2 separate regions of the Homo sapiens genome follow, and region 2 is linked to region 1. A link is an interaction called in ENCODE POLR2A ChIA-PET data of the cell type or tissue named here. Cell type or tissue: Panc1. All regions are shown on one strand. Each heading gives the region's core, and the rest is flanking DNA. Links, peaks and the distances in the headings are about the cores only. Region 1 overlaps NPTN (neuroplastin). Region 2 overlaps HCN4 (hyperpolarization activated cyclic nucleotide gated potassium channel 4).

Region 1 (7,501 bases), core at 1,189-5,188:
TTCCTGGACTCAGGTGATTCTCCTGCCTCAGCCTCCTGAGTAGCTGGAATCATAGACTTGCACCACCACACCTGGCTAATTTTTTGAAGAGACAGTTTTTTGCCGTGTTACCCAGGCCGGTCTCGAGCTCTTGGACTCGAGCGATCAGACCACCTTGGCCTCCCAAAGTGCTGAGATTATGAGTGTGAGCGGCCCATGTTTTTTTTTAAATCATACTTTTAAATTTTTTTCTTTTTTGTCATTGACTTTTTTTTAAACCTGTAGATCTAGGTAGATCATGCTTGTTTAGCTTGTCAGTAGGAATTGGCAACAGGACTGAATGAAAGTTTTTGTTGAGGGAGATCCGTCATACCAAATGCTTATTTCTTGTCTGTCCTAAAGTAACTTAACATTTGCATAGAGTAGTTTACAGAACTCTTACACATAATGTAACATGATTTTCACAACTACCCTATAAAGAAAGTGGCATCATTCCCATTTGAAGAAACTGCTTAAAGTTAAGAGAATTTGTGTTGTGGAGGTGCTGACTCAAAACCTGACACCTTTTCTTAGGCTGAAATTAAGCTAATGTGACATGATCTCAGATTCCATAACTACATCTTATATTTTGTAAATTAACAGTTTGGCCTGTTCAATATCCAGTATCTTCCCAAATATTGTTAAGCAGCCTGATTTATAATTGATAGGATTATTTTCTACTTTAAAAGAATTTTTTTTGAAAAGGAGAATTTGTACTGCCTCTCTTTATTCTTATTATTCTTGGACTTTCCAGATTATTCATAATATCTTAGATTTAATGGTTTATAACTCTGAAAACACTTGCTAATTCCTTGAGTCCACATACATGTGTCTGCTATTATCACTTTGTTCATTCCAGTTTGCTCTAAAGATAGGAAGGAATGAAGAATTCCCTTCTTTTTCATTCCCTTCTGCAGTTAACATTTCCGTTCTGGTTCTCATTTTATTTGGAAGGTTAAGGTTAGTTTTTTGTTGTTTCTTGAAGAACTTGGATTTTAAGTTAAGCTCATTTTGGATGTGAAGTTCTGCTTCCCAGCCTGTTGTGGAGCAGTGCTGCAGGCTGCTGCCCGTGGCCTGTTTAGCACTTATTTCTATGGAGACATATAATAATAGCTAACATTATTGAGTGCTTACTATGTGTCAGGTACTGTTTTAAGCTATGTTATCTCATATAATCCTCACAATAACCCTGTGAGGTAGCTGCTATTATTAGTCCCGTTTTACAGATTAGGGAGATGAAGCTCAGAGAGGTTAGGTCACTTGCTTACAGTCATACAGTTAGTGACAGAGCCTTATGTGAATCCAGACAACTGATTTTAGAGTTTGCTGCATTTGGTCACTAAACTATGTAGTTTCTCTTGGCATGAACTAGATTCCCCTATTTTTCCAAAGCAGAAGGCTGGCTGGTATAGATGCCTTTGGTCATTTTGAATGGTATAATTTCAGAATAAAGGGTGGACCCTGGTTTAGAAGCTAGTGATAGGGATGATCTTAATTTCCAAACTTTTGTCATATCTGCCTGATCAAGGTACCTGTGGAAGGAGCAGGTTTGAATTTGGAAAATGTTTTGTAATTGCTGCCATCTCTACCTAGAGATGAGACTAATCTGTGGTACCTCTTCCTGCTGCAGAGAATGAGGTTACCCCATTTCCTCTGCTCCCAGGACTTCAAGCCTGCCTTACCCTTGGTCAGTACACACAGAATGAGTGCATATAGACTTCTGACCTGCCTTTGGTGTTAAGGAATAGTGATGAATGATCTGTTTCCTGATTAACAGGAAGGATAGGCAGGCTCTACAGTAGTTTGTGTAGGCTCAAGTCTGTGACAGCCTCACAGCAGTTAAGGGTCCTTTAGACATTTGAAATACTCATAGTTCCTGTATTCACGTTTAGATGTCAGTGGGTCTTGCTCAGTCTTTATTTTGAGGTAGACGATTTGAATTTGTGTGTGTGTGAGAGAGACAGAGGAGAGAAACGCTCTTATGATCTTGGCTGTCATTTTCTCTTTATTGCGAGGAACGAAGGAGAGAACAGCATGAGCCAGCCACAGGGAATTAGAGGTAGAGGGGGTTTGAAGGGAACAGCTGTTTTTAAAAGAGGTGACAAAAGCAGGCAAGACTTAAAGGCCTGGCCTTGGCAGTAGTCAGTTGAGGGAGAGAGAAAGTTAGTCTGATTTCTTGTTCTGTGGGTTGCCCTGGAGGTAAATGTGAAAAATCATGATAGTCTCTCCTATATAGGGCTAGGCTAGCTTTTTTTACTTCCTTAGGGCATATATGAAAGCAGTTTTCCTGGGATTGGGCTCAACTTGCTCTTCTGTGTTTCCTTTTTCTTCTCACCCTCTGCTACATATCCACACATCCAGTTTTTCCTGCCAGCAAGCTCCTCCTTTTCTCCGGCTGCTAGTCCCAGCTGTCATCTTTGCCTCCCATCCCCCATCCCCAGTTATGCAATTTTACATTACGCTTCTCTTGGGTTTGCTGCCTCCATTTTTAATGCTCTGCCTGCTACCCCCTCCAGCATCAGCTTCTAGTCTCTTCCTCCCTCAAAGCCAGTAACCACTGTTCAGTTTCCCTCTTTATCACTGTTGCTCTGAATGCACTGATATTAATACTTTCCCAAAACTCTTGCAGATCTGGGCCCAGTCACTTAAGATAGTGGGTGGAGACGATGGTGGGGAAGAGGGTGGGGTAGGAGGTTGTCTTACAAAATTTAGGGTTTTTCCAAAATATTGGATGACCCTTGACCTAGAGAGCAAACAGATGCTTCTGTTGGCCTCCCAACTTTAGGCAGTGTGTGCTTTCTTGTTGAAGGTACATATTTGTTTGAAAGCCCTTAGTAATGAAAGGCAGGGCAGTGAGTCAGGCTCTGAACCTCCTGCTGCTGCTGCTGAGAGCCAGTTCTTTTCCTGAATTGAAGCTAATTTTGGATGGATAATAAGGTGGATGGTTGCTAATAACTTTCCCTTGCTAATTGTGATTTCACAGTACTTTGTAAAGAGGGTTCTTTTCTCTTTTCTCTTTTTCTTTTTCTTTTCTTTCTTTTCCATGCTGTTTGGAGGGGGAATAGATCTCTTTTCATGGTTTTTGATGAGTGTTCAGCTATCAAGGAATTCCTTAGTTTGTTTAGAGGCAGCACAGTTTATTGGAAAGAACCCTAGACTAAGCTAAGACCTGCATTCTAGTCCCAGCCCCACTCAGGATTAACTGCCTAAGTGATTTTGGGCAAGTCATAAACCTGTCTCCGCACCTGCCCTATGTATGAACCTTGTGGAACTGTGCGAATGAAATGAGATGTGATGTATGTGGAAGCTCTTTGCAAACTGCGGAGTTTTATAAAACTTTCAGGTGCTGCCCTTTATTAATTTGGCTCCTGACTACAGCATCAGAGAAATTTTTCCAGTGTCTTGTAAATTCCTTCCTTCTCTGAAGCCAGCCTTCTCCAGAGCAGGGCATTGGAATCATCAGAACTAGAGGCAGTCTTGCCTCAGAATCATCTTATCTTTTCACACTGTTCACCCTCCCCCCAGTTGCTTTAAGAACTCTTTGACCCAGTGCTTCTCTATCTCCATTCTCTAGTAAGATTATAATTTTATGGAGTTAGTGATCATAGTATGTTGCACAATTGGTCAAAGGTTCCTGGCTTTTTGTGGCCAGGAATTATTATTAATTAATTTATTAATTAAACTAAGTGGTGACAAAGCATATCTTTAACTTAAGTAACTACAAAAACCTTTTCAGGCCAGTGAGACACATTGACCACAGTTGTGGTAAGTGTTAAGAGACCATGCTTTCACTTTGGATTCCAGGCCAGACTCTTTGTTATTAGCTTGTGACCGTGGGCAAAATATTTAACTTTTTTGGACGTTAGTTTCCACATCTTTAAGAAAAATTATAATGGCACTTATCATAATGAATAAATGAATTTTGAATATGATAATGAATAAAGTGCTTAGCACATTGCCTAAACATATAATGCATACTTAGAAAATGTCACTGTTACTCTATATGTCTAATAATGGTAATAACAATAATGGCCTTCAAAGACCATTGTTGGCATTTTAAAGGGTTTTTTATCTTGTGTTTTAAAAGTTCATTTAAATATACATCCTATAATTTACTAATGCAAAGAACATTTTTGTCTTGGTCCCATTTTCCTTGATACAGGTAGAAAATTGAACTGACTCAGATCAGCATTCCTTACTCTTAGCAGGAAGTCTTGCCCAGGGTGGCATGATCTGGCTGAGTGACTCGCCCAGTTGTGTGCAGTGGGAATCATAGTCAGACTGTTTCTCAGCTACCTGTGACTTGTGTGTTATTAGGACTTGGGGTTACAGTGGAATTGGATGGATTCTTGGTGAAAGGATACTTTCAGGCATCTTTTTTACATTAGCATTGTCAACAGATTGATAAACAGGCTTAAGTCTAAGGCTGCTTTGAAGTACAATACAGAAGAAGGGAAAAAGTACAAAAGAAATCCACTAACAGTTCTAGGGCATAATCGAGTACATAATTACCGCATTTGAGAGGCTGTAACTCCCCAAGTTCACAGATAATGTGATAAGACCATTTGTGATTACCACTTATGGTCAAGAATATGATTAAAACAGAATAATACTTTTACTGCATTTCAGGGATTTACTGATATCCAGTTTTCTCTGGTGATTGAGCCAGTAGTAAAATAAATAAAACCAACTTCCTTTACTTCCCCTCCCTCCCTCCCTTCCTTTTCTTTCTTTCTTTCTTTCTTTTTTTTTTTTTGACGGAGTCTCGCTCTGTCGCCCAGGGCAGAGTACAGTGGCACGATCTTGGCTCACTGCAACCTCCGCCTCCTGGGTTCAAGTGATTCTTCTGTCTCAGCCTCCCGAGTACCTGGGACTACAGGTGAGCACCACCATGCCCAACTAATTTTTGTGTTTATAGTAGAGACGGGGTTTCACCATACTGGCCAGGCTGGTCTTGAACTCCTGACCTCATGATCCTCCCGCCTCAGCCTCCCAAAGTGCTGGAATTACAGGTGTGAACCATCACGCCCGGCCCTCCTTTACTTCTTTGTTTATATTAGCTGGCATTGACTTTGACAGGTGGGCAGGTGGTAGTTTGTGAGACCGAGACATGGCTCCTTGGATACCACTTTATTGGGCAGTGAGCTCAGCTCTTCATGCAGGGGCTTGGGGGCTCCTTTCTGTAATTCTAAAGCTTCTCCTGCATCTGAGAATGACATCTGTTGGGCTTCTTGGGGCCTCTGGTAGATATTTCCTTACAAGGAATGCATGCTGGATCTGAAGAGGTAGTTTAAAATGGCATATTAAAGGCAGAACGTTTAGTCTAAGCCTGTTAATCACTGCATTCCTGTGCTCCCCAGAGTCTGAAAATGTCAGGAATTGAAAGACTAGTATGAATTTGGAGGTCTTGGCCTCTACTTGAGTAAGTATAGTACCTCCATTAATGTTCTTAGTCCATGGTGTGGGGTTATCACCAAAGGCAAATACTGCTATGGATGTAAACAGGAATTTTTCCACTTAGTAACCTCCATTTTCAGCTAGCCCTGTTAACATCCTTGGCTTCTGGACTGTAGGAAAACAGTTCCATTTATTTCATCCTTTCCTCTGGAATGTTCTTAATTTGATGTTGGCAGATCCTGACCTCACTCCCTGCTTACTGCACAGGGGCTGGCTTGGCTTATGCAGCAGGCCTCCCAGGGGACGTTTCCAAGCCAATCAGAATGCCCTCTTTTAGTGTCTCTCTTTATACCTTCGGATACTGTCTGAATCAGTAGAAATGCTGAATGAACCCTAGGTGGGGTGGAAGGGTAAGAGAGAGTATGCTTGCACTCTGATTTTGTTTCCTATGGACCTAACTCCAAGTTTTTAAACTAAGCCTGGATTTTTTTTTTTTTTAACTCTTTCTGCCATTTCCACCTTGTCTTATGGAAGTGTAACCTCAAGCAAATTATGGGCAATTAGAGGTAGGCATCAACTTTAGTTCCTGGGCAGTTCCTAAGAGTGTTGGTTGAGGCCTGGCTTTCACCCTAGTGTTTAGTTTAATTCATCAGGGTACATTTCTCATTCTTCTGAGCTGGCTTCTAGAAGCCAGGCAATTCAACTGTATGGAGCCTGTCAAATACCATAGCTTTTCAGATTTTTCTAGGTAATGGATCTATGGGGTTATGGAGGGCACAGTCCCTCCATTAGCTGGCAGTGAGTTGGGTTGCTGGTATTGTTGGTCCCACTTCTGAGCTGACCCACAAAGTATTAATATCTCACTGTGGTGTGAAGTACAGACTGTCTTGTTCTCCTGAGGGTCTGCATTCAGGAAGAGGCTGCCTAACGCTAAACAACTGGGTTGTTTGTTTGCCATAGGCCCAGGGAAGAATAGGAGGTGGAGAAAGTCTAATCGAACCCAGGATAGAATCCTGTGTGAGAGAGAAATTTGCTACTCTTTCAGTTGAAATTTGAACTCTGAATCCCAAGAGAAGGCACCAGTAGGTCATTTAATACTTCTTGTTGAGGCTTGCAAAAGACACTGCATTTCTAACAAAGCGTTTGCCCATCCAAAAGAGAGATCCTGATTTGGCATATAAAACTACTGCCTCTTCTGGTTATCTTTCATCACTTGCCTGAGTTTAAAAAGGTAATAAATGGTTTGTGTTCTAAGGAAAGAGGCTCTTCCCAAGACCTGAGGCTTTCTCATTCCTACCAGCTGGGCCCATTGCTAAAATGCTTTCCAGTGGGCTTGCTTCTGCCTGGCCAGCACCTGGGCTGCCCCAGCTTGTAATTAGCCTGCCTTTGCTTCATAAGCTTCCCAGGGTGTGGTTCTTCTTCTAAAAGCTTGTATGAATTGCTGTACTGTCTCTTTATAGTTTAAAAATGAATCCTTTTTTGTTCTTTGCAACTCATTTGCTTTTTTCTTTTCTTTTCTTTAAATTACTATTAACACCTGTTGATTCTTTTTTTTTTTTCTGATTGGCCTGTCACTGCATTCCTGCTCCCCCTCCCTCTAGCTGGGTTTGTCAAGTCGCCCATGTCAGAAACTAAGCTCACGGGGGACGCCTTTGAGCTGTACTGTGACGTGGTCGGGAGCCCCACGCCAGAGATCCAGTGGTGGTACGCAGAAGTCAACCGGGCAGAGTCTTTCAGACAGCTGTGGGACGGTGCTCGGAAGCGCCGTGTCACCGTAAACACCGCCTACGGGTCAAACGGCGTGAGTGTGCTGAGAATAACCCGGCTCACCTTGGAGGACTCTGGGACTTACGAGTGCAGGGCCAGCAACGACCCCAAGAGGAATGACTTGAGGCAAAACCCCTCCATAACATGGATTCGAGCCCAGGCCACCATAAGCGTCCTTCAGAGTGAGTCCAGCACCCTACAGTAGTAGTACTGTAGTCATTAGAGGTGGCCCAATGACCCTTCCCTTCTGCATCCTTTCCCTCTTCCCCAGTATGATCACTCACCCCACCCCTTGTCTTCGTTTTTTTTTCAATCCCAT
Region 2 (7,501 bases), core at 2,257-6,256, 260 kb after region 1:
CTCCAGCTAATTTTTGTCAAGTGGGAATGGGCCCAGGGTTGCTAGATCTATAGCATTATGAGAAATGGAAATCTGGATTTTTATACAAATTTTGTTGGCAACTCTCTTAGTTTGGGTTCTTCCTGAGCAGAACCTGAGACAAAGATTTGCATGAAAGGGATGTTTTGGGGATGCATTCCCAGGAAAATCTGGTAAGGGGACTGGGGAGAGGGACAGGGAAAGGCAGGAAGCCAAGCAATGGTTGGACATTGGAGGGTGTCCTGTGGATGGCTGTTTGCCTCAGCCCTATGGGATCTGAGGATAGTGTGCGCCACACCTTGGAGTTGTCCCAGTCAGGGCAAGGGAGTTGGAATGTTTATATCCCCTTACCTGTCAGTCATTGGTTCAAGGCACTGCCAGCCCTCAGCACTCACAGCCAAAGCAGTTTCCAGCAGCCCGGGCAGGCCTCTGACAAAAGGTGCGGCCGCTGGCTGTAGAGAGTGAAATCACGCGGGCAAGTTGGAGTCTTGTGCTCAGAAACTGTAAAGGGATCCTAGGGGCTGTGAACACTGGCTACAGGAGGAAAATAAAACATTGAAAAAGAACTGGGCGGACCAACTGCATTGTGAACAAACCTCACTCATCCATGGGCTGAAGCAGTCATCTGCAGCAGAGGAGCTAAGGGCTTTGCTGGGAGGAAGAGCAGCTGACCTTGCCAAGTGCTTCGGTCTGTGTCTGCCACCCACCCAAGTTACACAACTTGGCAGCAGCGGCAGGCAGGCCAGCCTGGAGGGCCTACTCTCTCTGTGAGACAGCCCACCTTGGATCCCTGCCACCTGTGGGCGGGACAAGCTTCCATGGAGGGCCATTTCCCGCTCCATCCCTGTGCCGCGTGGCTGACTTCCCAGCCTCCAGGACCCCCTGCTTGCCTGGCAGAAGTTCCCATGTTCAGGACATGAAGCCCCCCATGCTCACCCCCAGCAGCAGCCTGGGCCTCGACTGGCAGCACCTATGGCTGATGGTCAGAGGCGTCATGAACGCATGTGCCATAGGAGAAGTGTGTGCACCAGTTTGGCAGCGTCCCTCCATGGCAGAAATTCTCTTTGGCTTGGAAAATTCACATTACTTATGCTGACAGAGAGGGGCCGTGACTCTCCCAAGGTCATGCAGTTAGACCTCTGGTAGAACTGGGACAGAATCCAGCTAGCCCTCTTGGCCCCCAGCACATAGTGTGGGCTGTCCCACCCCGGTGTAGTGGAATGGCGCATTTAAGACCCAAGTTAAAATCCCGGCTCCACACTGCCTAGCATGTAGCTTTGGGTCCACTTTGCCTCTCTGTGCCTCAGTCTCTTTATCTGCAAAATAGGTATAAGTTGTACCTGATGTTTATAAAGCCTTAGCATGAAGCCTGGTGCAGAAGAACTGTTTAATATGTGTCCCTCCTGGCCGGGCGCGGTGGCTCACGCCTGTAATCCTAGCACTTTGGGAGGCCGAGATGGGTGGATTGCTTGAGGCCAGGAGTTCAAAACCAGCCTGGCCAACGTGGTGAAACCCCGTCTCTACTAAAAATACAAAAAATTAGCCAGGCGTGGTGGTGGGCGCCTGTAATCCCAGCTACTCGGGAGGCTGAAATAAGAGAATTGCTTGAACCCAGGAGGCAGAGGTTGCAGAGTGAGCCAAGATCGCACCACTGTACTCCAGCCTGGGCAACAAGAGTGAAACTCCGTCTCAAAAAAATAAATAAATAGATGTTATTTATATTTATAATATATATATATTTATACACACACACACACACACACACACACACACACACCTACCTCCCTCCCCACCAAGTTGTCTTAGTAACATTTCCTTGGTTCCCCATACTTAGCTGTCAAGAGAAACAGGGCAAGATTTATGATCCTCATGTGTCAAGTGAGGAAACTGAAGATCAGAAAGGCCAGCCGCCCCAGTGGTAGGGCTTTTGGCCTAGGCCTCCTGTCTTCCTGTTCCATGCACTTCCCGCCTTCTCAGATGGAAAGGGAATGACTTTGATTCTACGATTGTTTCCTTTCATGGCTGGGGCCCCTCCATGGGGGACTGGACTTCATTCAGTCCAGCAAGTGCTTGCCGGGCACCCACCTGTGCTGGCCTGGGTGGGCGCTGGGATCAAAGGACTAGGACGACTGTTGGCAGAGAGTGGGAGGGCAGTGGCAGGGGAGGAGATCTGTGCAACAGGTTGAGTTGGAGGTGCCTGTGAGACAGAGATGTGCAGAGATGTGGCAGGTGGTCTGAGCTGAGGGCTGAGAGGGGACAGTGACTCTGGAGGGTGCGGCTGGGTCCACTCTGAGGGGCTGTGAAGGAAAGATGGAGGCGTGTTTCCCCTCATGCTCTGACACACTTGTCTCCTGGTTTCCGTCGCAGGTGGAAATGTAGGACCAGGTTGGCTCCCTCAGACCCTGAGAAACCCCCAACCTTCTGCATGTCTTGGACCCACAGCTAGACTGCCATGAAAAGCAGAGACACGCCAGCTCTTTCCCTCCTCCAGCATCCATTCGTGTCTCCAGGCCTCAGCCTCCCAGGGGCTGACCTTACTCCTCCAGGGCCTGAGGGCTGTGGTCTTTTGTAGGAGTTGGCAGAGATGCCAGTGGCTGGACAGGGTGAGTCGTGGGTTGGAGCTAAGCTTGTCTTTCACGTCCCCACATTATGCATCCTGGGAGCTCAGGCCCAGGGCTCCTGTCCCCACTGCCACCCTGGCCAGGCCACCCTCTTGGGCACCCAGAACTGGTCAGGCGCTGGTCCTGGCCTTTCTCTGGGGGAGGCAGAGGCCCCAGGAGGCCTTGAGTCAGGCCTCTGAACTAGACGTGCCGCCCCATCTCGTGGGGAGGAAGAAGATCCCAGGAGGCCAGATGGATGACTCTCACCCTTCCACACACAAACCTTTATCTCTCCTACCAGCTGGGAAGAAAATTGCTTTGAGCTAGTTTCTGCCGGGCACACTGGCCAGCCTAGGGCTCTCACTGGACCCCTGAGATTGGACTGGGGTTTCCCAGCTGGCCCCAGGAACCCTGTCTCCAGGACCATAGCAGGCCACTCCAGCCCGGGGGCTTCTCCCACCTCTGCTTGGCCCAGAGGCAGCAGCAGAAAGACCCTTTGGAGCCCTAGGTCCACATGAGAGCTGAGGAGAGTATTTAGTACAGAAAACCCTGCCCTAATCTCCTCTTTCAAGTCCCTCTATGAGTCTCTTTCCTCCTTTGGGCCTCAGTTTCCCCACTTGTGAGGCACATAATGATGTTCTCTGAAGCTGTGGCTCCCTGGGGCCCAGTCCCCAGCTCCCATCTGCCTTGGCAAGGTTTATGTTAGCTGATTCTGAAGACCTTGTTGTAGCTCACGGAACGTGAAGGAGGATGCCCTCGGTTGGGGCTAGGGAGCTTGCCTCCCACAGACTGGGGAAAGCTTGCCCCAGGCTGCCTGGCACTGCAAGAAGCTAGACTCCTGACCCCAGGCTTCTACTGCCTCCCCCAGCCGGGCCCAGACCAGGCCCCCAGGAGATCTCCTAAGTGTTGGTGGCAGTCAGGCAGTCTTGTGAGTCAGCGCAGGTGGGCCACCATCTTGGAGGATGCAAGCCTCTTGCCTCCATCCTGGGCGATCTGGGTCAGCAGACTCCCTCCCGAGCCTCTCCAGCCATGCCTCCTCCCTCCCTCCGAGGTGTGAGCTTGTTCCAGGCATGGAGGCTATTGTTAGAAACCATGGTTACCCTTCTTTGGACGTTACCCTGCAAGGCTCAGCACTCCAGTGACCCATCCCAGAAGTCTCTCCTCTCCCTTGGCAGCCTGAAGTGGCCAAAGAGGGGCTGGAGGCAGAAGGCCAGCTGGGGCTGCTGTGTGGCCTCTGATGAGTCCCCTCATCCTGTAGACCTTGATTGCCTCATCTCAGAATCAGGTGCTTGGCATCTGCGAGAAGTGGAGATGACACAAGGAGAGGTCCTGGGGCGTGGGTACTGGCCCTGTCTCCTGCACCCAGGATGGGACCCGGCATGACCCTCAGTGCAGCTGCCTTCAAACTGCACCCAGCATGCATATGCAGCAGCCTGTTCTGCCAGGCCTGGGGTTGCTGTCTTCAACGCAGACACTTGTTCTTGAGACACAGGTGGAAGTTGTTCTTCCATGAGGAGAAAATGAATCCACAGGAGAGGATTCAATCAGGCCCCAGGAAGAGGCCTTGGTGGAAACAGCAGCAGCCAGACCTCCAATTTCTGGCCTCTCCTTGGGACTGAGAAATCAACTCTTTGTTGGGAGGGCTGGGAAAGAGAGGGAAGGAAAGGAACCAACATGTCCTGAGTGCCTACCATGTGCTAGTGGTGGATATGATCTCACCTGACCCCCATGATAGCCCTGAGATCTGGCAATTACCCATTCCACAGATGAGGAAACTGAGGCTCGGGGTGGAAAAGGCAGTGGCTCTGTCCTTGCACTGCAGTTGAGAAACTGCAGAAGGAGTGAGAGCAGGGCTTCCCCAAGTTCCATGTGTGGCAGAGTGAGCTGCCTGGACCGCCTGACGGGCAAGGCTTGTAGTGGCCTGGAAATGAAGGTGCTCAACCCCTGCAGTCAGAACCAACATCGTAAGAGGGAGTTCTAATGAAATATAAAGAGCAAGGCAAATATTTGCCTGGTGCAACTGACTCTCCGGTGGCCTGTGGCCCCAGCCAACAGTGGGGACACACCAGTGTTTAGCAGCCTCTCCCAGCAACGTCCAGCCTTGTTCTCGGCAACCACTTCCCAGGTGCTGGAGAGTGGTGCAGGTGAGGTGAGTGTCCTCAAATCTAGGGCACCCCCTAACCTGAATGGATGTGCCCCCACCAGCTCTTCCCAGGCAGCTCAGACTGTGCGTTGTTGGCGCTCCAGCTTTGTGGTGTCTAAAAACCACCTGAAACACACCTCTCCAGCCCTGCCACCTGCACCCACCACCCCAGTGCCCACAGTCCTCCTCACCGCAGTTCCAGGCTTCACCACCACCATGCTCTCAGTAGGACACGGAAGTCTGTGTCCCCTGCAGGAGAAGGCACCTTGGTTCTTCCCACAGGGACAAGGGTAGGTTCCCTGTGGGCTGCATCTGCCCAGAGCGGGTACCTTTTTGTTCTTCCACTGTCTACACTAGCAGGAGCCCTGCTGACCACCATTCTCGTCACTGTCACCATTGCCTTCACCTTCATCACGAAGCCCTTCTCAGTTCCTGAAACCTTACCACATGCTCTGTGCCGTGTTCATTGCTGAGATCACGATAAAGGCACAATTAGACAAGGACCTGATCTTAGAAGAAAAGGAGTAATGAAAAGATAAAGGCGATACAGAAGGAAAGGAGGTCATTGCAGGAAAACATGCCACCTTCGATGCTCTGTCTTTAAGGCCCAGCGTGATCTGTCCAAAGGAGCAGTTACTGTGGCCTGTGACAGTCTGGGACTCTTTCTAGCCATGCCCGGAGGCTTCCTTGAGCTCCCATATGGTACCCACTCATTCATTTAGATGTACGCGCATTTATTCAGGCAATCAGCAGATATTTTTGATGCCTGCTTGTGCTAAGCATGGAGGAACACAGAAGTGAGAAGTAGAGAGGAGCCCTGCCTCGTGCAGCAGCACGCAAGTCAGTGAATGTCATTTCAGATAGTGAGAACTCCAGGAAGGAAATTCATCAGGGCAAAGAGTCACAGTGAGAATGGGAAGGGAGAGCCCTTGGCTGTGTCACACACAGGGATCCAGTGTCCTTCCTTTCCATGGAAGTGGCTTTTGAGCCAAGACAGGATGACAAGAAGGAGCTGGAGGCAGCACGCAGGCAGATGGAAGAGCAAGCCCAGTACTGAGGGCCTGGGGCAAGCACGAACTGGCCTGGGGCATTCAAGGACATGAAGGAAGGCCGCTGTGGCCAGAGATGGCTTTGGGCAGAGTCAGGGAGGCCGGTAGTTGGGAGCCGAGATGCCGAGGGCCACAGTTGGCATTTGGAGTGTATTCATGGGTGCAGTGGGAAGTCATTGGAAGGTTTATGGTAAGAGAGTGACATGGTCTGATTTATGTCTCCAAGAGGTCTTTCTAGCTGCTTGGTTGAGAGTGGCTTGGAGGGGCGGGGAGCCTCATCAAGAGGTTGGGGCTGTCATCTTGCGGGTGTTTAGATTGGGGTCATATTGGGATTGGAGGGAAGTAAATGGCTTTGAGATGTCCACTTAGGCAGTAGAGCCAAAACCACCTGGATTGATGGGATGTGGGGAGGGATGAGAGACTCACTCACGGCTGGCTGGTGGGTTTTTGTTGCTCAGCCTCACGAACAGCGACACCAATTGTGAGATGGAAACAGGTTTTGGATGTGTCCACGTAGAGATAGACCGAGACAGCTGGACATACGAGCCAATTTGTGTTACTCTGAGTCCACCTGTGTGTCTTAGGCATGACAGAAGCAAGGAACTGGGGGTATCCCAGGGCTTGAAAGAGGAGCACAGGGAAGGTTGCCTTCATCAGAGGAGGAGCATTGCCGGTCTCCACAGCCCCTTGTGATGGCGGCAACACAGTTGCATCCTGGGGAGCCCTTTAGCCAGGGAGACCCCACTCAGGGTGCTTCCAGAGATGCCCTAGACTTTGATACCCTCCTCAACTAAAGAAACTTTCAGCAGAATTCCTGCTGCCTTGACAAGCCAGGGGTGGGAGGAGAACGGCATGCTTGTGGCTGTGGGCTCTGCTACCAGCCGTGCTGTCCAGCCCCACAGCAGCATCTGGGCTGGGGGTGCTCAGAGCCTGGACCAGCCTCTCTACTCACCTCCCCATTGTGCCCTGCTTGCCTTCCTCTGTTGCTGGGTTTCTATATACATGTTCCCAAGTCCCTTTCCTGGGTGCGGCTTCCTTCCCCAGCCAGACTATGAGCTCTGGGCAAGCAAGGGCAAGACTTTCCTCCCTGACCCCCATAGGGAGGGGGGCTTTCTTGGGCACTGACACAGGCTGACTTCCAGGGGACATGGCATAGACATTTGGGTCTTTCTAAGGGTACTGCCCCGAGACCCAGGAAAGAAGGGCCCCACTGGCCCCCACTCCGGAAGGCTCCTCTCCCCACAGTGAGGAGTCTGGGGGCTCTTTGCAACTCTTTCTTGACCACACTTGGGTACCCAGCATTCCTGGCACAGACACCTCTAAGCTTGCTGTCAAGGCCTGTGCAGGGCCGTTCCCAGGATGTCCTGAGGGGACCATTCTGCCTCTGTGCCCACCCCTTGACCCACTTACAAGTGGCTGTTCGCAGGAGTGGCATGGATGTGGCTTGGCTGTGGGCCAGGGTCCTCTGCTGGGGGGCACAGTCAGGGAAGAGAAGGGAGGTGGGCTGTGCTCTGGTGTGGTTTTGTAAGAGTTCTCATTTCAAGTCTGGCCCTCCAGGGCATTACGATGGTGCCTTCTGTCAAGGTAGGAGAATAGAATATATTTTCTTTAACAGTTTGTTGGCTTGAGTTACGACTTTAAATATCCAAATCTGTGGCTTGTGGAACCTGATTTGCCCCTTGTCCTGGACT

What was found. Peaks named below come from ENCODE experiments on the same cell type or tissue, not always from the same donor. Only the 100,000 strongest peaks of a DNase experiment are listed, where the experiment ranks them.
Region 2: POLR2A ChIA-PET joins it to region 1 with 5 read pairs; 2 of 35 experiments call an interaction of 5 or more read pairs at or near these places.

What each region holds. Positions count from the first base shown.
Region 1 is chr15:73,596,885-73,604,385 of GRCh38, reverse strand. NPTN (neuroplastin) reads left to right here. Exons shown (of 9, transcript NM_012428.4): 2 at 7,017-7,364. Among named protein-coding and RNA genes, the nearest start is that of NPTN-IT1, 31 kb to the right of the region's middle. In Panc1, for the core only: no CTCF peak of the experiment used is centred there; DNase peaks (open chromatin) are centred at 2,565, 2,711, 3,025 and 4,365; H3K27ac peaks cover 621 bases.
Region 2 is chr15:73,335,364-73,342,864 of GRCh38, reverse strand. The region is part of intron 2 of HCN4 (hyperpolarization activated cyclic nucleotide gated potassium channel 4); the gene reads left to right. It overlaps LOC105370890 (a long non-coding RNA gene), which reads right to left. Exons shown (of 6, transcript NR_188273.1): 2 at 7,221-7,386; 3 at 1,800-1,852; 4 at 370-552. Among named protein-coding and RNA genes, the nearest start is that of HCN4, 30 kb to the left of the region's middle. In Panc1, for the core only: no CTCF peak of the experiment used is centred there; no DNase peak of the experiment used is centred there.